Regions from separate parts of the Mus musculus genome. Here all the other regions are linked to region 1. Evidence: chromatin loops called from intact Hi-C (ENCODE). Cell type or tissue: left cerebral cortex. All regions are shown on one strand.

Region 1 (8,000 bases):
ATTGGCATTTCTTTTTATGTTCCTTGTTTATATCACTCTACTTTGAAGTTATCATTATTCATATGTAACTTTATTATGTATTTCACAGCCTTAAAGAAGTCTTCCTTCCTAACAAGAGACCAGAAAATATAATTTTTCTGCATGTGCAATCACTGTGTATAGACTATGAAATGAGAGTTATCAAAAGCTTCTTGAATGAGTATTTTTATTAGTTTATAGTTAAAATATATCTAGAATGGATAGCAACTACACTGGTGCCTGCCTTTATAAAAAACAAACAAACAAAAAACCAGCTTCCCTATGTTCCCTATGTCCACTGTTTATCCTTCCATTCCTTTTTATGAATCATGTGACTGCATGACCTATAAAAAATTATACCTGAAATTATGTACAGCATGAATTTAAAATGCAGCATCCCTGATACCACAAACATTTAGGCAGGATTCTGATTTAAACGTTTTTAATTGGTATGCTGTGAACCAATTATCAATCCAATGATTTAATAGACATTTTTTAAAAAGACATTTTTTTCCTACTGGTCACCATGACTCAAAACTCCCTTAGTTGAAAAGTGAACAAATATTCTTAAAAGAGAGGTTAAATATATTATGTCATTATCTGTTGTCAAATTATCTAGGATTGTTTATCACATTAGAATAATAAAGGAAAGCCACAAAGAGGCTATGTATAGTCTCTCTAATTCCTGTTTCTTTCCTCTTCCTCCCAAGTAACTAAATTAAGTTTGTTTCACTCAAAGAACATTTGTATTAGTCAAAGAACCCATTTAGGAATCCTAGCAGCCTGATCCAAGCCAACTAGAGCAGGGGATGGCTGTGTGAATGTTCTTACTGTCTCTAGACATCTGCCTTTCTCTCCAGTCAATGTCACTCAGCCTGAGAGGACTGCACAGGGGCTACTCTTGTTTATCTCTGGATCCTCCCCAATGTCACAGTGCCACGCACTTTAGAGAGAGTAATTCAAGCTCTCAATGCTACTGTTGCAAGGCTCCCAACTCTTCGCTAGGAAGCTGGAAACTTTCAGACCTAAACCTGTCGTTTGTACTTACTGCCCCTTGTTCTCATCAAACTCCATCCCCCGAGAGCATACTTGGCGCTGGCACTCAGCAACTGGGCAGGCAAAAACAAAACAACCACCAAAACAAAACAAAAAACCCCAAAAAAGAAAAAAAAAGCAAACAAACAAAAAACTAACAAGATCAGAAAGTAGAAATGCTTGTTGATTTGATTTGACAGACTTTCTAAACTTTTCTGTCTGATTAACTTCACAGTCTCCCACTTTCCTTAAACAGCTATGGTCTTCTGTTCCCCGTATGCTACTACACGCAACTCCCGTGGATCCTGCTGTGCTGGCCCTCCAACTCCCATTAATTACTTACTCACTTTAACATGGTATAAATCAAATAGAAAAACATTAAGTATTTCAGTCGATGGAGGTTAATTTGTTTATCATATTAGCATAATAGCCCACAGTGTGTCCCCTATAAACATACACTATTATAAAATTTCCAACTTACAATAAGCCTTTTTTTTTAAGTAGCTAGTAAATTGTATCTACCAAAAAGAGAAAACTCCAGAGTGTGAGACAGAGAAGGTAGAAAGGAATTCAATGAGATCTATTTCCCAGAATGTCAGCTGTGCCCCTCTCTTCCACAAGAGGATACAGTCTCAACTGCCTGGAGCAATAAGCCTTTCGATATCAAATGACTCCATTCCCATTCTCATTTCTCCTGCCATTGCCTGCCTTGCGTCGAGTGCTAGGGTCCAGCGCCTGTACCTAGTGAATGCTCAAATCCAAACAGGCTAAGTGGTCTAGCAGAATTCCAAGCTACACTTTAGACTAGGAACATGACACTAGGACAGCCCTCTCAGCAAAGAACTGTGCTAAGAACTGTCCCTATAGGACCCAGACAGCTATTCTCCAGACACTGGGATCAACCTTGATCTGAAAGGCTTCTGTATGTCGTAAAAATACCACTGGACTGTTGAGATAGAATTTCTCTCTGGGATGAAAGCTACTTTTAATCAGTAGTTGTTCCTACTGATAAAAAAAAAAAATCCAAAATCTGAACATATCTAAGCTACCCACTAGGTATGAGATTAATTGTTAAGGAAAAGCACACACTTAAGTGACCATAAAGAAACCTAACTTTCCTAATTACCATCAGCAAACACTTGAGCAGCCTTCAACTCCTGTTAGGTACAGGGGATAATAACAAAACATGTCACTTATAGATCCTAACCACGTGGTGTTAACAACTGAGAACACAAGGACGCCTCCAGAAGCATGACAAGCCTCCTCAAGCCGGTGTCATAATCCACACCTCCAATCCCCGTCCGTCCTCAGAAGCTGCGGCAGGAAGAGGCCCAGGCTGTGCATGAGAACTCTGTACAAGCCTGAGGGCCTGAGTTTACATTCCCACCATCTTTGTTGGGTGCATACACTCTGTAAAAGACGGAGCTTTCAGAGGATAGAGACAGGCAGTTATCCCTAGATAACTCACTGGCCAGCCAGGTTAGCTCCAATGGGAAGCTGCAGCATCATTGAGACCCTGTCTCGATGATGATGATGATGATGATGATGATGATGATGATGACAACGACGACGACAAAGATGATGACAATAATAGTAATAGTAATGTGGAGAAAGAAAACGGCATCACTGTTGACCTCTGGCCTCAATGTGGGCCAGTGTACTCACACACATACATGCACACAAATATGCATGCATGTACCACATATACAAAATAAAAATTATATTTTTTATCGAAAATAGTTTTTATACAATATATTCTGACTACAGTTCCCTTCCCCCAGCTTCTCCCAGTTCTTCCCCACTTCCTGACCCACCCAAATCCACACCATCTCTTTCTTTCATTCTTTCTTCTCTTTAAAATATAAATGGGAATTTGAAATAATAATAAGATATGTTAAGATCAAATAAACCAGAATAACACAAAACAAACAGGAAAAAGAGCCAAAGAAAAAGCAAAATCCATTAAAAAAAATCAGAAACCATAACATATAAACAAAAGATCTGTACAGTTTTTTTTTAAATCTCCAGACAAAGCATTGTATGACAAAACAAAAACAAAAACAACAACAACCAACAAACAAAAAAACAACAAAAAAAGAAAATTCCAAAAATGCCATTGAGTTCATTTTGTATCATCTACGGTGGGTATGAGGCCTGCCCTTAAATGTGGTTTTACACACCCAGTGAGACTCTGTTGGAGAAAACTAATTTTCCTTTGTGAGTGGGAGCTCATATCCACTTCCCATCTTGGCACTGGGACCCCATCTGGCTTAGACCTGTGCAGGCCCTGTGTGTGCCTCCACAGTCTCTGTGAGTCCACAGGTATGTCAGTCCTCTTGTGTCCAGAAGGCCCTGTTCCTTTGGTGACCCCATCCCCTCTGGCTCTCACAGTCTTTCTGCCTCTTTAGTGGAGTAACATTTTCATGAACTTGAGCTACTGTCATTCTCCTGGCCCCAAAGGACTTGAGCAGTTTTCAGTTTTATGATAATATTAATCAACTTGATAGAGATGTCAACTGTTGACCTTTGGCCTGGACTTAGGCAAGTGTACCCACATACATGTATACACACATACATGCAGACACCACATATACATTTTTTTAAAAGTATTCTTTAAAAAGAGAGAGAGAGAGTTCAAGGCTAGTCTGGCCTATATAGCAAGCTTCTGCCTCCAAAAAAACAAAAACAAAAAACAAGTCTTTATCTACCGTTAGCAATGTGTGCAGGTTTGGTTTTTTTTTTTTTTCCTCCACCGAAGGAAACCAAAGAGGGAGAGAAGGTGGGAGAGAAGGGATAGAAAAGGATTTTTATCCAGCCCGTATGTAAAGCCTTGGAAGGGCACTAGAGAAGTACAGAGCATTTTTAAATTCTGAATCTGAATTTCTGTAGTATTCACTGCTCGGCTGTCTCCATTTGGCTGACTGCTAGCCAGCCTCCTGTTCCACATATGGTGGATGACCTGTGTGGTCCAGTTTCTAGTCTACTCCCACGGAACTCCCAGATATCTTACACTACACCACATGTCTCTGCCTCCCAGCCTTCCATTCATAAAGATAACACTCACTTAAAAACCTGAGTTAATGCAAATAACAGCAAACGGTGGGGCTGGAGTAAGCATCGCCTGTAAGAAAACCTGAATATTCTGCGACTAACATGTCCTTCAATTTTTTTTAAAAGATTTATCTATTTATTTTATGTATGTGAGCACACTGTAGCTGTACAGATGGTTGTGAGCCTTCATGTGGTTGTTGGGGGTTGCATTTAGGATTTCTGCTCCCTCCAGACAGCCCCGCTTGCTCAGTCCCTGCTCACTCTGGCCCAAAGATTTATTTATTTACTATTATATGTAAGTACACTGTCGCTATCTTCAGACGCACCAGAAGAGGGCGTCCGATCTCATTACGGGTGGTTGTGAGCCACCATGTGGTTGTGAGATTTGAACTCACGACCTTTGGAAGAGCAGTCAGTGCTCTTACCCGCTGAGCCATCTTGCCAGCCCGACCTTCAATTTTTGATCTGCAACTTAGAAAGTAGCTTCCTGATGATCTTAGGTAAAGCTGTCACCAGGATTTGAGTTGAAATGGGATAGCCAGTAATACCTTTCCCCAGGTTAAAATGTACCCCTTCTATAACCTGAAATCAGGTTTACACTTGCTGGACTTTTTTTCCCCTAAATCATTTGCAAAATCATTTTCCTGGATGACAATTTAAATTTCCCCTTACTCAGAAACAAACCAGGTGTGATGGTGTACGCCCTGAAGGAAACCAAGAGGCAATCCCTGCAGTGAGGTGGTTGGGGACCTGACAGGTAAATGATAATATCACAACTGTGAACCTGGCCCACCATTTGCACTCCTTTCCTTCACCTACATTCATGCACAACTACTCAGCTCTTAGTTTCATTTTTGTTTTATAAACTCCATCCAAAATTATCTTATTTCTTGTCTGGCTCCTCACAGGAATATAATCTGCATTGACTAGGACTTTTACGTGGCTTGCTAATTCAACCCAAACTTCAAAAACATGTAAGAGTTAGTTTATAAAAGATGCTCAATAAATTTATACTGAACTTAGTATATGTTTGTATGTATAATATTTAAACTGTGGTGTGCCTTATATAGGTCTAAAACCTAACTGGTAAACTTTTAGGACCCTTACTTATTAGAACTGAGAAAAGAATAGAAGGAAGAACACATCTACCCACCAACTCTAAAATGCAAACGATAGTCACAAATGTTTAGCCAAATCAAAGTTTCTAAGCGGAACAGGCATTGCTATTCTTTTGAGACTGCCGCTGTGTTTCCTGAGTCTAATGAGTGAGGATGCCATTCTGAAGTGACAGGCTCTGGAAAGTCATTTTGAAAAGTAGGAAGCTCTTCCAGAAAGTAATAAACGGTTCATGCCATAAGCAAATAGAAACTCTGGGGACAGCAGTCACTCTAACAAACGTTTTTATGAAGTTGAGCCACTGCCATTGCTCTGGCTCCCAAGATCTCGGGCAATTTTAGTTTTATGAAGATATCAATCAGCCAAGTCCGGTAAAATGAAGGTCCTTTTAAAGGGTTATTATAAACAGACTGGAGGTAAAGTTTGATTTAAGGCAAACAGGGTTGGTAGGAAGGAGGGCAAAGCACGTTGAAAATCCAGTTCTTTCCTACGTTCCGCAACATAACCACAACCCTGATGTCCTACACCTGCCTGAGGACAGCTTTTCCTCTTAACAAACGACAGTGGTTCCTGGTGAGCATGCCACCCCCTCAACCCCCTCAAATAGACATCCACCTGAGCTGCATGACAACTTAACCAACATGGTGGAAGACAGGACCTTACAGGTATGAAGTACACGGGGCCCATTGAGTGAGCTCCCTCGGACTGGGTGACCTAACCAAGTTTTCTCTTCTGTAAGCCGTCATAAAGTTATCTCCCAACCACTACAGATCGAAGAACCAAACAGGAGCATCAGTGATGAATGCGAAGCCTGCCTCCCGTGGGTGCTGTAAGCGGATTTTTCTCGGCACTCACCAACTGCACTTCAACATCGGAGACCCGCCTGGATGGATCTCTCTGTGCAGAGGATGGTGGATGAGTTAACTACAGCGCCTAAAACGGCGCGCGTGACCAAGCCCGCGCAGCCCAGTCTTCCGCGGGCTTCGGCTGCCGGAGGGCCACCCGGCCGGAGCCCCCCGGGGTCTGCGCGCGCACGAGGCCGCGGGCACGCGAGGCAGTCGAGACCGGTACTCACCCGCAGCGGACAGCGGACGGTCGCCGCCAGCCGGCTCCAGGAAGAGACGAAGTCCGGCGGCTGGGCGCGCGGGCTCCAGCAGACGAGCGAGACCAGTGTCCCCAGCAGCAAGGCGGCCGCGGCGCAGCTCAGGTACAGGCTGAGGCGCAGCAGCACGGCGCCCGGCCCCGTGCCCGCCGCCGGTCCCCAGCCTGGGACCAGGCAGCACAGCGCCAGCACTGCCAGGGCGGCCACGGCCGCGGGCCCCCGCCAGCCCCAGCCCGGGCCGTCCGCCGTCCGCGGCCGGTCCGCGGAGCCCCGGGCAGCGCGGCAGGCGTCTGCGGCGGACGTGGGGCCGCGGCGGGCGCCGCTGCTGTCGGTGGCATCGCGGTGCATGCTGCTTCCTGGGCCGCTGGCGACAGGCTCATCTCCCGGCCCGCAGCCCCCCGGCGCCGCCCCGGGCCGTGGCCTGTGCGCGGCGCCCCGCCGCCTCGCCGCTCCCGCCGCCGCTCGCGAGGCAAGGGCAGCCCGCGCTCATGCCCTCGCCGGCGGCCCTGAGCGGGAACCGCTCCAACAGACACCGCCGCGCCCCCCCTCCCGCCTCGGTGCCGCCGCCCCGCGCCGGGCCCGCAGCTGCCCGCCGACCGGGCGCGCCCAGGTAGCGGGACCGCGAGGGGGACTGAAACCCCAAGGGCTCGAGACGCGCGGGGGCGGGGGCGGGACCTGCGGCTGAGTGACAGTGGGGCGGGGTCGCCCCGCCCACCCGGGGCGGGGGCGGCCGGAAAGGGGCGCGACCAATCGCAGTGGACCCCGCTACTTCCCGAGCCCCGCCCCCGCCCCCCGGGGACCGCGTCTGTTCGTGGAAAATTTTGCTGCAGGTGTCAGAAGCCTGCGTTGAGCTCCGCTCAGGTACCCCCTTATTTTCGTCTCTCCGCTCCTCGCCTTGCCTACAGCCCCATACCAGACGCCAGCCTTGTTCTCTAGCTCTCTGATTAACCTCGTACTGTCCCTGATCCTCTCTTTTACTACTTTCTTCCAACGGACCCCACTCCACTGCCCAAGGGTAGGGGACTAAGACAAACCTGGAGGAGTCAAGCGAAGCCTGTGGTTCCCACTTACTTATGGAAAGACTCCCCAGTGCCAGAGAGTGTACATAGCTGCCACAATCGATTTGGCTCCGATTTTGTGTTTTTGTTGCCAACAACTACTCGGTACAAAAGCTGTTACCCACGCAAAAGAAACTGGTTCAAAGAATTTTGAGAGAACATATTTTCCTTTCCTCTCTTGACTGCAGCCGGTAGTCTACAGACGATGTTTGCTGAGATGAAAGATGTCCAAATGCTGCTCAATACTGTAACAGAGCTGCCAAAGCCCATAAAGGGTGTTGACTGTCTTAGAGGGATGATGGAAATGAAGGATTTCTGAAGACACTGGGAGAGGAGATAGAGTAGAGAAGACAAAAAAAAAAAAAAAAATGAAATAAGAAAATAAGAGAAGCTTGACAGATAAGGAGCTAGCACCCCCATGACACTGAGATGAAGAAGTCCAGGTTCTTTAACTTGTACTATTTTGTTTTGTGACAGGGTCTCTCTGTGTAAACCTGGCTATCCTGAAACTCACTATGTGGACCAGGCTAGTCTGGACCCCCCCAGAGATCTACTTGCCTCTGCTTTCAGAGTGCTGGAATCAAAGGTGTGCAGCCTAGGTTTGCAGTGTTCGCTAATAT
Region 2 (8,000 bases), 140 kb before region 1:
TCTGTAGCCTACCCTATTCCCCCGGTTTCATGGAGGTGACTCAGAAGGCCCCTAGGATGTTGATATACCCAGAAGGCCCCTAGGATGCTGATACACCCAGAAGACAGCATTATGAGAGGCATCCTAAGCTTGGGCAATTCAATGCCTCTAACAGGCAAGCCTGCTCTCTGGCTATGTAGATACATGACCTTATCCTTTAAGGTTACTAACTGAAAGGCCATGCCTGAGAAAGGCTCCAGGAAGAATAAACAGGACTTTGTATTCTTCTTACAGTCAGCAAGAATGTGCATGGGTGCCCCACATGGATTGCCTCTTTTACTAGGGCAGTGACCTAAGGGGTTTGTCTGCCAGACTCATGACTTCCTAAGGATAAATCTATAGAAAGAGGTGGTGTGAACTGTTGTCAGTTAGCATTCAGAGCAGCTGACTTCAGAGGCATAGGAAGGGGTAAAGAGGACCCGAGAAGGGAATGTCGCATGTGTGTCACCCACAAAGTCCTCACAAAGTCCCAGGTTCTGGCTATGGAGATGCTCAGGGGTAAGAGAACTTAGTGCCAAGCCTTTAGCATCTGAGTTTGACCCCAGGTCCCACATGGTAGAAGTGGGGGGAAAGCTGACCTCCTACAGCTTGTTCTCTGCCCTCTGCACTCATGCATGAACACACACACACACACACACACACACAAATAAATAAATAAATAAATAAATAAATAAATAAATATTATGAAACAATTCAAAACCATGGATTCTTTTCTGATTATGCTATGAGTGAATGCCCAGTTTCTACAACAGGATGTTCCAGGTTCACAACATAGTAGGCACACTGCTGGATGCTTCTGCTGATTTTTATGCTTAATGTCAAAATTTGGCAGAATAAATATATAACCTCACATTTTAAATCTCTTCTAAGTTCTCTTTCCTCATCTTATAAAGTACTAAACCTGAATTACCGTCTTCTAGCGGCCCTTCCTGCTAGAAATCAGAGCAGAAATGACCCCTCAGAAAACAGCTCTCCTAGAGACAGCCTCGTGACTATAGGGACCATGATCAGGCCTTGGGGTGGGAGAACATTGATAGCTATTATGAGACAATTCAGAGAGATGGATTAAAGTCAAAAAGTAAGGAAGGCAGCTGCAATGAACAGTACGGGACAGGGGGCCAGGAGTTCAGAGAAAATCCCCAAGCAAGCAGCAGGCTCACTTTCATAGTACCTTTGTTTCTCCTCCAAGAGGCATGTGTTGGCAGCACGGGTTGTCAGCCCTGTTCCAGGGGACAAACGTGAGAGGATGTAGCACGGACTTCTACAGACTGCAGAGCCAGTGTGTTCAGAATGACCATCTTCTTAAAGTAGAAGACACACATTTCTAACACATTAAAAATGACATTTGCTTGGCTTGTTGTTTTAAGAGATAAAACAAAATGACACATAGGTGGATAGGGTGCCCTTGCTAACCAGCCCTTTGAGATCAGGTACATCAGCTCTCTGCTCTGACAGGCTCCGCCTGTATTCAACAGTGCTCATAACGATCTCTATTTCCTCAAGTATTATAGGAATCAGTACTTATATAGCACCTAGAAAAAAAACCCAAAACCTGACATTTCGTAGAAGCTGAGTGAATTCTTCTCTTTCAGACCCTGTGAAATACTACTTTTTTTTTTTTTTTTTTGGTTTTTTTTTTTTTTTTTGGTTTTTCGAGACAGGGTTTCTCTGTGTAGCCCTGGCTGTCCTGGAACTTACTTTGTAGACCAGGCTGGCCTCGAACTCAGAAATCTGCCTGCCTCTGCCTCCTGAGTGCTGGGATTAAAGGTGTTCGCCACCACGCCTGGCTGAAATACTTCTTTTTAAGTCGCTAAAACGACAGAAACCATGTGCAGTATTGTAGCCAGAAAACAACAACATGAGTTTAAATGAGGTTTGTGTTGTTTCTGTAAATGCTGTTTATGCTTTGTTTCATATCTGATGCCGTTCCTTGAGTTTTCTGAGGTTTCTCTAATCCAGTGGTCCTCAACCCATGTACCATGAGCCCTTGGGGTTACATACCAGATACTTACATTACAATTTATAGCAGTTATCAAAACTATAGTTACGGAGTAGCAAAGAAATAATGTTATGGTTGGAGGGGTCACCACAATATGAGGACCTGTATTAAAGGGCCACAGCATTAGGAAGGTTGAGAACCTCTGCTCTAAACCTTGTTAGATAGTAGCACACTGTATTAATGTCTTCAGAGAAATAACATCTTTTCATCTAGTTTGTGAGTGGTGGTTGACAGTAGGCTGTCATATTTGGATTGCTTTCTTCTATATATCTTACACATGTGGCTTCGTTCATTGGGAACTTTATATTCTTTAGTGGAAACTTAGATTTTGCAATATACATAATCCAATTACTTTACTTTTTAAAGATTTATTCTTATGAGTATGTGTATGTGTGTCTGCATGCATATATGTCCCATGTGAGGGGTGCCAGCAGAGCCGAGAAGTGGGTGGTCACTCTCTAGAGCTGGAGCTACAGGTGGTTGGGACCCACTCAAGGTGGCTTCTGGGAACCAAGTTCAGATCCTCTGGAAACACTTTGACTTGTTTTTTTTTGTTGTTGTTGTTGTTTTGTTTTAATTAATTTCTTTCTATTTTTATGTGTATGAGTGGTTTGACTGCATGTGTGTATGTGTATCACTAGAGAGATACATGTGTGTACATGTACACTAGGCACATGTGTCTAGTGACTGAATAAGTCAGAAGAGGGCATCCAATCCCCAGGAACTGTGTTACAGACAGTTGTGAGATGCCCTGTGGTGTGCTGGGAACTAAACCCTGATGCTCTTAACTGCTGAAACCACATCTCCAACCCAGTAACCAGCAACTTTGTTTTTTGTCTGGTTGTGGACAGGGTCTCACTATTTCGTCCAGGCTGCCTTGTACTAGCAGAGATCTGCTAACCTCAGCCTCCTGAGTGCCAGAATTAAAGACATTTCGCCACCATGCTGGGCCCATTAACTTTGTATATCAAGGAAAGGACACTTTAAGAACCTTTATTTCAAACTACAGATAAAGAAATTAGCTCTTAATTAACTCCTCCCACATACAGACATTTCAGTGATTTTATTTTATTTTTATTTTTTGCTGACTTAGTAAACCATGTCTTTTTTTTTTTTTTTTTTTGAGTTCCACTCTCATCCAATGAAGCAGCGTGTTGCCTAAAATAGTATCCTGTAAGTATGTAAATGCAGCTTTCCAATCACACAAAGCTTCTCTTAAGAACTTCTGTAGACCACCAATCAGAGAGACCTGGCCTGGGCGCTGGCTCCTGATTGGTGGAAGTAAGTTGAACCAGTAGAATGTCAAAGACCAAAACAGAAAGAAAAAAAAAAAAGCATAGCAACAACAGAGTTTGCTGTCTTCACTACTCTCAGCTTAGGCCAACCTGGACTCCTTCAACCCAAATGAGGTGGCCCCTACATTTTATATGAAGGCTCTGATTTACCATGCAGCAGTGGTCCATCTGGTAACATGGCAATCCAGTACAGACTGGAAGAGAAGACTGAGCAACAGAGCTAAAACACAGTGTATTCCCAGGTAAAACAGACGCATCCTGTCATCCGAAACGGATTACTCTGGCCAGTTTCAGTTAAAGGGCGACAGGAAAGTCCTCCGTGACAGGAGCAGCGACTGTGAGCGGTGTAGTCTGTTGCCACTGAGTGGCAGCAGTTGGGAATGACAGGACGCCCCCTGCCATGTGTGAATCCTTAGCCAGTCGGGATTTGTTGCTAGCTCAGGGTCCCTTGGCCAGGCAATGTGGGGCAGATGCTTCTGTGATGGGGAGTGAAGTCTCCCTTGGTGCTTTCCCGGGAGGAGAAATTGTAACCACCTATGTGTTCTTCCTTAACAGGACCCACATTGTGGAGACAGGATGAAGCTGAGCAGCGAGAAGTTGCCCAAAAACCCTTTCTCTCTGTCTCAGTATGCTGCCAAACAACAGAAATTCTTCCAGTGGAAGAAGGAAAAGCCCGGTATACATCTGAATAGTTAATTCTTGCTTGGAAACTATTTTTACTGAAATTCCATGTAAGCTTAGAATAAACAAAACAAACAAACAAAAACCCATGCCACTGGTTTCCAGGAGGTAGTTAATGTTATACTCCTTTCTGGCTTTCCTGGAGATTAGTGACCTTCTTACTCAGACAGCAAGCTGATCCTGGAGGTGTTTCACAATTCAAGCCTGATTACATTTTCACCCCTCCCCCCCCCAGCACTTAGGGATTCGTTCTAAAAAAGAGACGCCAGATGTTGCTTCCCTCAGAGAGCGCAACGCTGCGCTTTACTTCAAATGGATACTGAAAGCTATTTTTACATAAGCTTGTAAAAACTAAACTGGAGATGGCCAGCCCATTTGATTAGTAGTCCTAACATGGCTCAGGCTAAGAGTTTAACTCATTCACAGACAGCTTTGCCCAGTGCATGCAGAGACTGCATTGGAGTGCCTACCCGGCAGTGAACCCTCACCCAAGCACAATAAACACTTCTTGATTATGCCAGGTGTGTGTTGGTGCTGTGATCATGACTCTGCTTAGGTTATGTTCTTTCTCTGAGCTAAGCTTTAGGGATGAGAAGTTGGAAAGAAACTGAGATTAACAGCATCTAATGAATTCTACGTTACGTGTGGCTTCACGAGAGAACCTGCACGTTATATAACTAACACCGTTTTTGCCTTTCTGAATCAGATTATTACCTCCACGCTAATTTGGTGGATACAGCATTGCAGTTCCTGAAAGAAAGAATAAGAAGAGGGGATGCTATGGCATATTTTCTAAGAGGCCAACTCTATTTTGAAGAGGTAACAATAGTTCTTCCTCTTCTTCCTCCTCCTCCTCCTCCTCCTCCTCCTCCTCCTCCTCCTCCTCCTCCTCTTCTTCTTCTTCTTCTTCTTCTTCTTCCCCTTCTTCTTCCCCTTCTTCTTCCCCTTCCCTTCCTCCTCCTCCTCCTCCTTCTTCCTCCTCCTCTTCTTGGTATAATTGTATTCTTAGGATTAATTGTTGGGGCTGTTAGTGTACTAGTAAAGTAGTTGAATAGGGTTGATAAGACCCTAGGTTCCATCTGCGCATCACACACACAAAGCAGAGGCAGAAGATGGTCCCCGCAAACTTTCAAATGAGTCTCTTACACTGTTATGTCAGAGAAATTCTGCGAAATCACATAGGCTGTGGTTGTGGCCCACAGATATAAGATTAAGGAGACATCTGAACCTTCTTCAGAAAAATTATTCTAAAGGTGTCATTTTGAAAAATCCATCTCTATACTGTAAATTTTGTGGTTTTATTTGTAATATGTAGTATCATTAACAAGCTATTTGCATAGGAACAATAATTGAAGTCCCTGATTATTGGGTATGAAAAGTACCTTCTCATATATCCTATACAGCATGAGGAGACCATTTCCTTATTTATCCACATCGTAGTGGGATAGCTCTGTAGGTAGAGAGAAAGACCTTCTGTGTGCTCTCACTTCAGGTCCAGTAATAGAGCGTCAGTTATTCATTGAATTCCAAAGGATTGCGTAGAGTCCCTCTGGATCCTTTGAGTCACAGACTCGGTTTTCTCTAACCGTTTGATACTTGTGCCTTCATTTACTCTATAAATAAATACCTTCTGAAGGCTTGTTTCCACACCCTCTCTGAGATAGCACGGCCTGATGGCCTAAGCCGCTGTCTTCTCAGTTTGGGCCTTCAGTTCCAATATGGCTGAATCATTTGTTAACTGTGTCCTTAGGCAGAAATGACCATTGTATGCTGCTGTTTGGGTTTACTATAAACACATAATAAACTTAAATACTCTCTGTGGCTTTCAGGGCTGGTATGAAGAAGCCTTGGCACAGTTTGAGGAAATCCAGGAGAAAGACCATCAAGCAATTTATCAGCTAGGAGTGATGTATTATGATGGGCTGGGGACCATTGCAAATGCTGTAAGTTATCATTTTGTCCATGGTTTTTAAGATTCCACTACCAATGGGCTATCTGATGGAATCGAATTGTATTTTTAAAAATCTCTATTTTAACATATTAATATATCACTTTCAGTATTCTAATGGATACTGATGTCACTGCACACATATATAAAAAACAAAGTTAATTTCTTTTGGTCCCTTCCCACTTTGTCCCCATTCAGGTCCAAACCTAAACTAGCAGCTTCTTGACATAACTAGATTCAACTGTCAGAAACAATATTGAACTTGAATGACCATCCGCAACTACTACAGGCATGCTTTATCTTTCCAATTATTTCTTCCTCCATATGAACAACAAGGAGTTATCCTCATGTTGACGGTGCCTCTATATTTTTGTTCACATGGTGAGCAGGTCTGGTGAGATAACATCCATTGCCACTTCAAACCATTTCATCTCTCCTGGAAAACATAGTTTACCACTGAGTTCATGTTACTGTGGTGCAGGAAGAGCATGCACTCTGATCCTTTCTCTGCGCATGGTTCTCACAATTACCAATGTGGCCTTCTCTGTTTCTAGAAAAGATTAAAGCTTTCCCACCAACTCTCACATTAGAAAGTTTACATAAAACTTACATAAAAGAATTCTTACATACTTTACAAATTGTACAAATGTCTATAGTTTTCAAATTGGAGAAGCCAAAGTCGAAAACAAGCATTGTGTGTGAGGAGTTTTGATCATCTTGCGAGAGAAATTACATTGTCGATTTGTCATAGATTTTCTTAGTTGCACAATGTGAGTGTTTGAGGGTCATTTATAAACTTCTATAATCTACCACAAAAAGGTTCCTTGCTATCATCAGCTCTGAACATGCTGCTGAAAATATTTTCCCTTATTTCAGAGGAACTATGGGTGAGGAAGCGAGCTGGTACAGCCATGCTCATGAGATGTTAGCTCTGCAACTTTCCATGTCTTTCTCTAGAGTAAATGGCTTCTCAGGACTGGCTTTAATTCATCTGTGCTTCCTAACCCAGTGCTCCCTGTTTACATTTAAATCATATCAAGGCTCAACAGGTACAATTATTGTTAAAGGGTCATTTAACATGGAATTTAGAAATAAGGACTAAGGAAATTACAGTCATGGTGGGTACATCTTTCTAAAATCTTTAAAATTTTCATATCCAACCAGAAAGCACTTATCAAAAAAGGAAGTTTCAACTCACCAAAGAGATAATAAACCACTGACTTGAATCTGCGTCTTGTTCACTTCTGTTGTCATCCGTAAGGGATTGCTTCCTGGTGGAGCTATTATCTCATGATTCTTCCAAACCTTATCGACTCCTTTCTACCCTGTTCTTGCCTCTTTCTATGTGTTCTGTTTGCTTTGTCTTCTCCTGGAAGACAAGTAGATTGGTTCCCATCTCTCTCCCGCAGAGCATCACCATCATCCTTCCATTTGCCTTCTGTCAGTCCTGGTAATTACTGAGCTATCTTCTCCTTAGAAGCCTGCTGTGGTTGGACTATGAAATAGCTGCAGTGGCTACTTAATGATTTGTTTTCTCTTTAATTTCTTTATCCCTCACTGGGACACAGCTTCACAGGTCAGGAGGTTTGTCTATTTTGTTCACTGCGGTATGCTCAGGTCAGATCTATATAGCAGACTGGGTGAGTATCTGTCCTTGTGGACCCATGTGGACACTGTTATCAAGGCCTTAATGTCAGTGGGTTTTCAAGGAACTTTACTACAGAAAGAGTCTATCTTCTGAGACAAAGCCTTCCTGCTCATGTTGGGGGATGACCTGTGACCAGGAAAATGATAGAACTAGAAAAGTTGTGGGTTCTCTGAACTATAAAGTAGGTACTGTATAGAAATGATGAAACTAAAAAAGTAAAAACAAAGCCATCTCCATCTTTGAGCACTGTAATGCATTTAATATTATAACATATTTAATATTATAATATATCAAACATCATATGTATTTAATATTATATTTAATATTATAATATATCCCAATATTAGAACATTTAACATATGCATTCAATATAATATATTTGATATTATA
Region 3 (8,000 bases), 170 kb before region 1:
AACTTACATTTAAAAAAAAAAAGAGGTTGTACACGTCACCTCACAGTCTACCGTGTAAACCCCCAATGAGCCTTTTTTGCTGTGCTCCATTACCCACTTTCCTTTCACAGGTAATGATACTGTGTGGCCCAGAGAATGCGCAGATACGGTCATGGATACTGTATACCACTTTTTCACTGTTAACACTTAGCACAATACATACATTATTCTATACCTTGTTTTCTAGTTGATCATTTGCTTTGGGCATGTTTCTATAGCAGATGATTTTTTGATACACAGAACCTTAGCTGAGACTTTGAAGGGATATATTTACCATTCTTTTTTCTTGAGACTGGTTGTCCCACAGTCCAGGCTGACCTGAAACTCCCAATCCTTCTGCCTCCAACCTCCCAGGTACTAGGATTACTTTAATGGACCACCACACTCAGCTAATTTTAGATTTCTTATTACGGCTTTTCTTGATAAAGAAATCTTTCAGATGTTCAGTTAGCAGTGTGTTTTTCAGATGAGTGGTAATGGATACCCTTCATGGAGTCAAATGATTTTTTTACACTAGGGTCCCTAGAGAGATGGCTCAGAGGTTAACCACACTTATTCTGTCAGAGAACCTGAATTCAGCTCCCAGGACTTCCGCATCCAGGAAATCTGATTTCCCCTTTAGACCTTCAAGGACCCTAAGTACACATTTGGCACACATACATACATGTGGCCAAATACACATTAAATAAACAAATAAAAAAATTACACAGCTGAACGTCCACTACTCTAGAAGAAAGTTACCAATGGAAGGAAATAAAATTACCCATGAAGAGTAAACAAAGCTGGGGTCAGAGAGATGGCTCAAGTGGTTAGGAGCTCTTGTTTCCTCACACCCACATGGAAGCTAACCGTCATCTGTAACTCCAGTTCCAGGAGAACCAACACCCTCTTCCGGCCTCCCCAGGCACAATGCATATATATGGTACAAAGACACACATGCAGGCAATATACTCATACACATAAAAGAAAAATAATCAAATCTTAAAAGTTTTTTTAATAAATGAAAGTAAAGAAGCCCTGTAAAATGAGCTTCCCACTCTTAAACTAAGTTCTTCCTAAGTCTGCTGCACTAACACAAGTTGTCACAATATACGGTAGAACTCAATGCTCTAAAATATGTACCATTAAAGAATAAATACTGCCAGGCATGATTGGCATATACCTTTGATCTCAGCACTCTCTCTCTCTCTCTCTCTCTCTCTCTCTCTCTCTCTCTGTGTGTGTGTGTGTGTGTGTGTGTGTGTGTGTGTGTGCGTGTGCGTGTGCGTGTGTGTGTGTGTGTGTGTGATGGCTTGAATATGGTTGGCCTAGGGAGTGTACTAGTAGGAGGTGTGGCCTTGTTAGAGTAGTTGTGGCCTCGGAGTAGGTGTGGCCTTGTTGGAGAAAGTGTGTCATCCTGGGTGTGGGCTTTAAGACCCTCACCCTAGCTGCCTAGAAGTCAGTCTTCTCATGTTTGTCTTTGTAACAAGAAGTAGAACTCTCAGCTCCCCCTGCACCATGCCTGTCTGGATATTGACATGCTCCTATCTTGATGATAATGGGCCAGTAAGCCAGCCTCAATTAAATGTTGTCCTTATAAAAGTTGCCTTGGTCATGGTGTCTGTTCACAGCAGTAAAACCCTAACTAAGACAATATGTATGTAATCAAAATCTTTGTATTGGAAATATATGCTATTCAAGTATTTTAAAATACCAAAGATACTCACGATTAAATGGTGACACATATTTGTCGCCCACAGTGATGTATTCCATCTCACTGAAGAGGCCAATCCTCTCCATATCTGTTTTCCCACCTTCTATCGGCATGATTGCTCCTTGGGGTGGTAACTTCACAAAGGTTCTTAGATCTTCTTTTGCAGCAAAATCCTACTTTACACTGAAAACTACAGGAAATTAATTTTAAAGAAAAGAATGATTATTAAATATCAAACTATTTATTTGCCATTATTTTAAGTCTCTGGATTGGTTGGTTGGTTGACTTCTTTTACGTACCCGCACAAGCCCCATCAGATAGGCTTGTGCATAGCTTTTGTGAGACCAAACTAGGAACAATATACTTTGCAGGTTAAAGTTTTTGTTTCCAGTTAAGACAGTTAAGACTAAGCTCCTGTTCATCCTGTACAGGCTACGGTTTCTATTTGTAGTTAAAGAATACGTTCCTGTTTGTCCTGCGTTAAGTGCTTCCAAGTTGAGATTTCTCCTTGTAATTAAGGACTGATCCCTGTTTCTTAGATAGGATGTAAACTGCAAAATGTCTTTCAACCAACACTAAACTTGCTACCCGATTCACATGATGTAGGAACATGACCTTGTTCCTTCCCTTTCACATTGTTCTTTGGTTTTGTTTTTACAATGTATAACAGCCAACTCTCTCAGTCCGGTGAACGATCTCTCTCTCTCTCTCTCTCTCTCTCTCTCTCTCTCTCTCTCTCTCTCTCTCTCTCTCTCGTGTAAAAAGGACCTAATGAGGCTGCCGCAAGGGGTGCTCTCAGAGTGAGACAGCCAGCAGGCTAGTACGGGCACACCCCAACACACAGCTTGCTTTAATTGGACAGTCATGGAGTTGGTCTCTTCTCCTGGAGATTCTCCGCTTTAACACCTTCCCAAGCTTCATTAACAGTCATCTTATATCCGTGGTTTGGCACCCTTTATTTTCCCCAGTGAACTGACAGCTAGGAACCATGAACTGAGTTTCAATCTCCTTCACCACATTCTTGAGGCAACGCTGCCCAGACTGGAATGGAACTCCTGGAATCAGGGAACCTCTGCCCTAACCTCCGGAGCGGCTTGAACGACAAAACCCCTTTAGTTTTTTACCATTGTCGCCCCAGCGCTTGCGGCCAATGCCTTCAACTTTGTCCCTACAATAAACTCTTTAAGTAAAACTTACAAAGTATTCATTCACACATTTACGCAATGTTTTTTGCAACCCTCTCCTTCTGGTCAGGTAGAAGTAGGAAAACAGACTTTAAAAGGCATAAATTTTGGTTTATAATCACGTAGACACGAAAATCGTGGGATTCTACCCAAGTAGAATATGGCAAGTTCCCTTCAAAAAGTTTGGCTAAGAAGGTTCCTCTGTTACAGCCCTGTCCACTGCATCCTTGCAATTTACTCAATAAATTCTTTTCTACGCCAGGAAAAAAAAAAAAAAAGTTTGGCTAAAAGGGAGAAACTGCAGAAAATAAATGGACTGATTGTCTAAGTTATTCCCTCTAAGGAAAGGTAGCTTGAAGTAGGCAGGTAGCTAAGGAAAACCCATGTCTGCGAGGCCGAGTCACCTCTCCAAAAGACACCTAATCCCACAACCAGAATCAGATGGACCCTGCTCCGGTCGGGGATCACTCCACAGCAGAGCCCGAAGAGCTCGAGGCCACGCGCTTGGCCGGGGCTCCAGCCTAGAGCGCAGCAGCAGAGGCGCGCGCCGCACAGTTCCGCAAGCTGCCGCTGGCGCATGTTAGGCCGCGTTGCCGTGGGAACGGGAGAACCCTTTCCCAACGTGCTACTGTAGGCCCTCGGAACGTTCGAACCCGCACGGCGCGTCCACGAAAACGGAAGAAAGGCCATAGAATACGTAAGTCTCAGCCAATAAAATCTCTCGAAACTAAGCCTTCTGTTTCCCCGCCATCGGCGAATAGTTTCCCTGTGGTACGCTCCGTGATGGTTGACGCGAAGCATTCTGGGAGTTGTAGTCACCTGTCGGAGCCCCGCAGTCGGCGGGCGTGACGTCACTTCCGGGACGACCCTTGCTTGCACGAAGTAGGTGTTCTTGCCATCGCCAGTGGTGCTTGGTAAGTGATTCTGGTTGTCAGTGACCTCCCCGTATTTACCCCTAGGACTTCGTCAACCGTTAGGAGAATGGCTCCAGGCCCCTAAAAGGAGCTGCTCCTGAGAGGCCAAAAGTCGCGGTACAAACTATCCTCACTTGGATCTCTTGGGTGATCTGGTCACCAGCAGCACCGGGTCATGCGACTCTCCGGGTCAGTCAGTGCATCTTGACAGTAAGGCACTATTTGTCGTATTTAGAAGCTAGCTAAAAGAACTTTTGGTTTTGAAAAGATAGACCTAACTTCCTTAAAATAGTCTTCTCCCTTCGCTTACGTGGCACAGAACTCTCCAGCTTCCCCCTTCTCCTAGCTCAGCTAAGTCCTGCCATCTGTACCGCAGATGATAATCTTCAGCTTACACCCTGAGCTTTCTCTCCGAACCCAATTCATAAGTCTAGTCAACTGCTTCCACTTAAATAAATCATTCAAACTCAGCAGTTACAGAGCCGGCTCATCATTTCCTGTTCTCCCCGCACTCTTCCTTCAGAATTCCCATTCGATAACCCAGCTCACCCCTCCTTGTGCCCACCAAACCCTTGACAAACTTGCCTCATCTCAAGAACAAAGTCAATAATCAAGTCTGGGTTCTACTTCTGGCTGGCTGTATTAAAACCTTCTTTACCGTCCTTGAGCTTTGTCCTTGCTGTCCGTCCATGGGTCATAGTCTAAGTGATCTTTTGCTTTGGTTTTAGGACAGAGCCTCACAAAACCCAGGCTGTCCTTGAACTGGCTACACAGTCAGGAATGACTTTGAAATCCAGACCTTCCTGCCTCTACCTCCCAAGTGTTGGGCTTACAATCGTATACATCAGCCTTCCTACATGTTGTTTCAATTAAGCGAACCTTCACCAATTGGCCACTGTGCTTAGAATGGGCTTACACACATAAGAATACCTCTTTACCTTGGAAAATTTAAGGCTTCTTTTATGGGCTACTTACCTGCCCTTCGAATTTCAGCTTAAATATTACATCTTCATAGAGTATCTTGCTTTAAAAGCCTAAAGAGACCCTGGCGCTTTCACATATGATTGCTTAAAGAATTGTCATAACAACCCTGGTTGAAGTACCATATCTTTTCCCCATTTTTTACAGAAAAGAATAGGCGTGACTGATTATGTTAAGCAGAAATCTTATTGTATAAGTACCCGAGTTAAACCTTACTCTTGCTTGTCTTTTCTTTTTTCTTTCTTTTCTTTCTTTCTTTTTTCTTTTTCTTTCTTTCTTTCTTTCTTTCTTTTTTTTTTTCAAGACAGGGTTTTTTGCTTGTCTTTTCAATCTTCAGTTTATGTAAGTATTTTTCTTACTCAAATGGTAATGTTGTTCTAAATTTATCAAACTTCTCACTGGTAGTTCTCACAGTATTTTCCAGTTTTGAGGGGTTTAGTTTTTTATGATAAACAACAGAATGAATGGACAGCATTATTAAACTTTTTGTTGTTCGCTTAGAATGAAGTTAATGGAGTGAAATTGGGACATGGTGTAGTCTTTGAACAGGTTACATAAAAGCTGTCACTCTTGCAGAGATGTGACAAGAAATTTACAAAATAAAAAACTGCACCGGCACCTACTTCATAATGTTCTGACAATCAAAGGTAATATATGCCCAAGGTTCAGTCATTTGAAGCCTTAGGAGTCAGTTCTAGCTCACTTGTTCCAGAATAGGGTTTGTCTGAGGGATTCATTGCTGTGAACAGGCACCATGACCGAGGCAACTCTTATAAGGACAACATTTCATTGAGGCTGGCTTACAGGTTCAGAGGTTCAGTCCATTATCAAGGCGGAAACATGGCAGCATCCAGACAGGCATGGTGCAGGAGTCGCTGAGAGTTCTACATCCATCTGAAGGCTGCTAGAAGACTGGCTCCCAGGCAGCTAGGACAAGGGTCTTAAAGCCCACACCCACAGTGACACACCTACTCCAGCAGGGCCACACTTTCTAATAGTGCCACTCCCTGGGCTAAGCATATACAAACCGCCACAGGGTTCTTCTGTTAGTGTCTTTTGGGTTGCTGTAATAAGACACCGTGCACATGACCAAGAGTTTAGTTGGCCTTATGGTTCTGGAGTTAGTGCCTATGGTTCTATCATTAGTGCCTATGGTGACGAAGCAAAGCCATGACTTGGTGAAGCCTCTGGAGCAGCATATGAGAGCTCACATCTTGATCTGCAAGCAGGAGGCAGAGAGCATCGTGGGAATGGTGGGAGGCGTCTGAAGCCCGAAGCCAGCCTCTATGGCACACCTCTTATCCTTCCCAAACAGTTCCACCAGCTCAGGACCAAGAATTTCAATATGAGCCTCTGGGGGCCATTCTCAGTCAAAGCACCATGGATTCTTGGGTCATGTAGTCCTTAAGTGTTCAAGTCATAGTTTAAGAACTTGATAAAATCTTTGAAAACTTTCCTCAAGAATCCACCTCCCCCAAACACATACAAACACATTATGAGACAGCTCTTTTGTTATATGTATCATTTGCTACCTGAAACTCAACATGGATCCCAGCTAAGAACTGCTAGTCGCTTCCATTTTGCAGATGCTTTTTATCTCTCTCTGTCAGTGGCGACCATTGTCTAAGCCAAATAAATTCTGTCTCGCACACTCTCTAGCTCTGTGGTGTTCTCACTGCTGCAGTTTGGTTCACATCCCTGTATCTAATCCTGGTGTATTTTCTAAATGTGAAATCACTGTTGAGCCTTGCCAATGATGAGTTCTTCCAGCGTGTCACCATCGGTAGCTCCTTTCCTCCCGCTGGCTTAGCCACAGTCTCTCCGTGTGTTAAGCTCAGTGTTCTTGACATGTTTTCTTTTGTTGTTGTTTTAAGAATTATTTATTTGGGCTGGGCATGGTGACGCACACCTTTAATCCCAGCACAGAGGCAGAGGCAGGCAGATTTCTGAGTTCGAGGCCAGCCTGGTCTACAGAGTGAGTTCCAGGACAGCCAGGGCTACACAGAGAAACCCTGTCTTGAAAAACCAAAAAAAGAAAAAAAGAAAAAGAATTACTTATTTATGTTAGGTTTCTGAGTACACTGTAGCTGTCTTCAGACACACCAGAAGAGGGCATCAGATCCCACTACAGGTGTTTGTGAGCCACCATGTGGTTTCTGGGAATTGAACTCAGGACCTCTGGAAGAGCCGTCAGTGCCACCTCTCCATCCCCTTCTGGTCATGTTCTTCAACTAGTTTTTTACCACTGACAATTTCATGTCGTTGCTAAATGCATCAAGATTCCAGTGCCAAATGCAGTGCTTCTGAACCTCCTTTTCATATTGTAATCGCCATGAAAGGCAGCAGGGCAGGCTTTTACGTATTCTCGTGCCCAGGATGGCCTTATGCTGTTCCAGAGTTAGGAGGCATTGACACTCCTAAGTGTCCCTAGATGACTTCAGTATGGGATTAAGGTTTGAAAACTTTTTAAAAAAGAATTTACAGGGGTTGTTGTATATTTATACATAAGTCATTAACTCATGAAATAAGTAGAAAAATCTAGTTTAATTAATGCCATATCCTAACTGAAGTATATTCTAATTCATATGAAGACGAGTTTGTCTTGCACTTCAAGGGAATTGTGGTTTCCTTTGTTCTAGGTGGTTTCCCAAAACTATGCTCTATGGATATACTCTTCAGAATAAGAGGCGGCTTCGATCTGGCTTTTCAGCTAGCACCACCTAAAGGTATGTCTTCCAAAACACCTTTTATCATAGAATTTAGAGTGATATATATTAAGTATCCCTCCATTTTGCCAATAAAAAAATGAGTTAATAAGATAAGAAAAATAAACTCAAATTAAATAGGATTCAATAGAATTATATACTAACTCCCTCAGCAGCCCACAGGGCACCTCTGTGTAAATTAGAAGGTTTAATCTTCCTTTTGAACCTTTAGGGCTGTCTTGAAGAAAATTGTCACACAATGTAAGTAGAGTTCTTGAAACTATATATTGCAGAGTTGTAATTGTGTGTTACCCATGTTTCTGGTATCAGACTCCTTTAGATGCTATAGTTTATTGAAATGTTAGAAGGAATTCGGGGGGGGGAAATAAAAATTCAGCATGATGTGTATGAAGCAAATTCCAGGATGTCTTCTAGCTTTTGGCTGAGGCTGATGCCAAAGCCTGAGATAAGTAGTGGGGGGGAG

What was found. Hi-C counts contacts between places; a loop is a spot of excess contacts. Peaks named below come from ENCODE experiments on the same cell type or tissue, not always from the same donor. Only the 100,000 strongest peaks of a DNase experiment are listed, where the experiment ranks them.
Region 2: a loop joins it to region 1, with 2.5 times the contacts of the local background. A loop is called at or near these places in 8 of 42 quality-filtered maps.
Region 3: it touches region 1 in a loop (2.4-fold over the local background); 5 of 42 quality-filtered maps call a loop at or near these places.

What each region holds. Positions count from the first base shown.
Region 1 is chr8:46,145,487-46,153,486 of GRCm38, forward strand. Snx25 (sorting nexin 25) reads right to left here and starts at 6,955. Exons shown (of 19, transcript NM_001372342.1): 1 at 6,296-6,955. The coding sequence starts at 6,670. In left cerebral cortex, CTCF peaks have their summits at 4,439 (motif pointing right), 6,980 and 7,275; DNase peaks (open chromatin) are centred at 884, 4,029, 4,387, 6,091 and 4 more places; H3K4me3 peaks cover 2,661 bases; H3K27ac peaks cover 1,000 bases.
Region 2 is chr8:46,007,226-46,015,225 of GRCm38, forward strand. It overlaps Lrp2bp (Lrp2 binding protein), which reads left to right and starts at 3,377. Exons shown (of 9, transcript NM_026278.3): 1 at 3,377-3,575; 2 at 3,889-4,009; 3 at 4,721-4,833; 4 at 5,844-5,957. The coding sequence starts at 3,910. In left cerebral cortex, a CTCF peak has its summit at 3,721; DNase peaks (open chromatin) are centred at 3,317, 3,791 and 4,377; H3K4me3 peaks cover 839 bases; H3K27ac peaks cover 1,055 bases.
Region 3 is chr8:45,971,759-45,979,758 of GRCm38, forward strand. 1700029J07Rik (RIKEN cDNA 1700029J07 gene) reads right to left here and starts at 3,494. Exons shown (of 7, transcript NM_001033148.3): 1 at 1,746-3,494. The coding sequence starts at 1,845. Ufsp2 (UFM1-specific peptidase 2) reads left to right here and starts at 3,770. Exons shown (of 12, transcript NM_138668.2): 1 at 3,770-3,830; 2 at 7,451-7,537. The coding sequence starts at 7,474. In left cerebral cortex, CTCF peaks have their summits at 3,489 and 6,889 (motif pointing right); a DNase peak (open chromatin) is centred at 3,655; H3K4me3 peaks cover 1,832 bases; H3K27ac peaks cover 1,131 bases.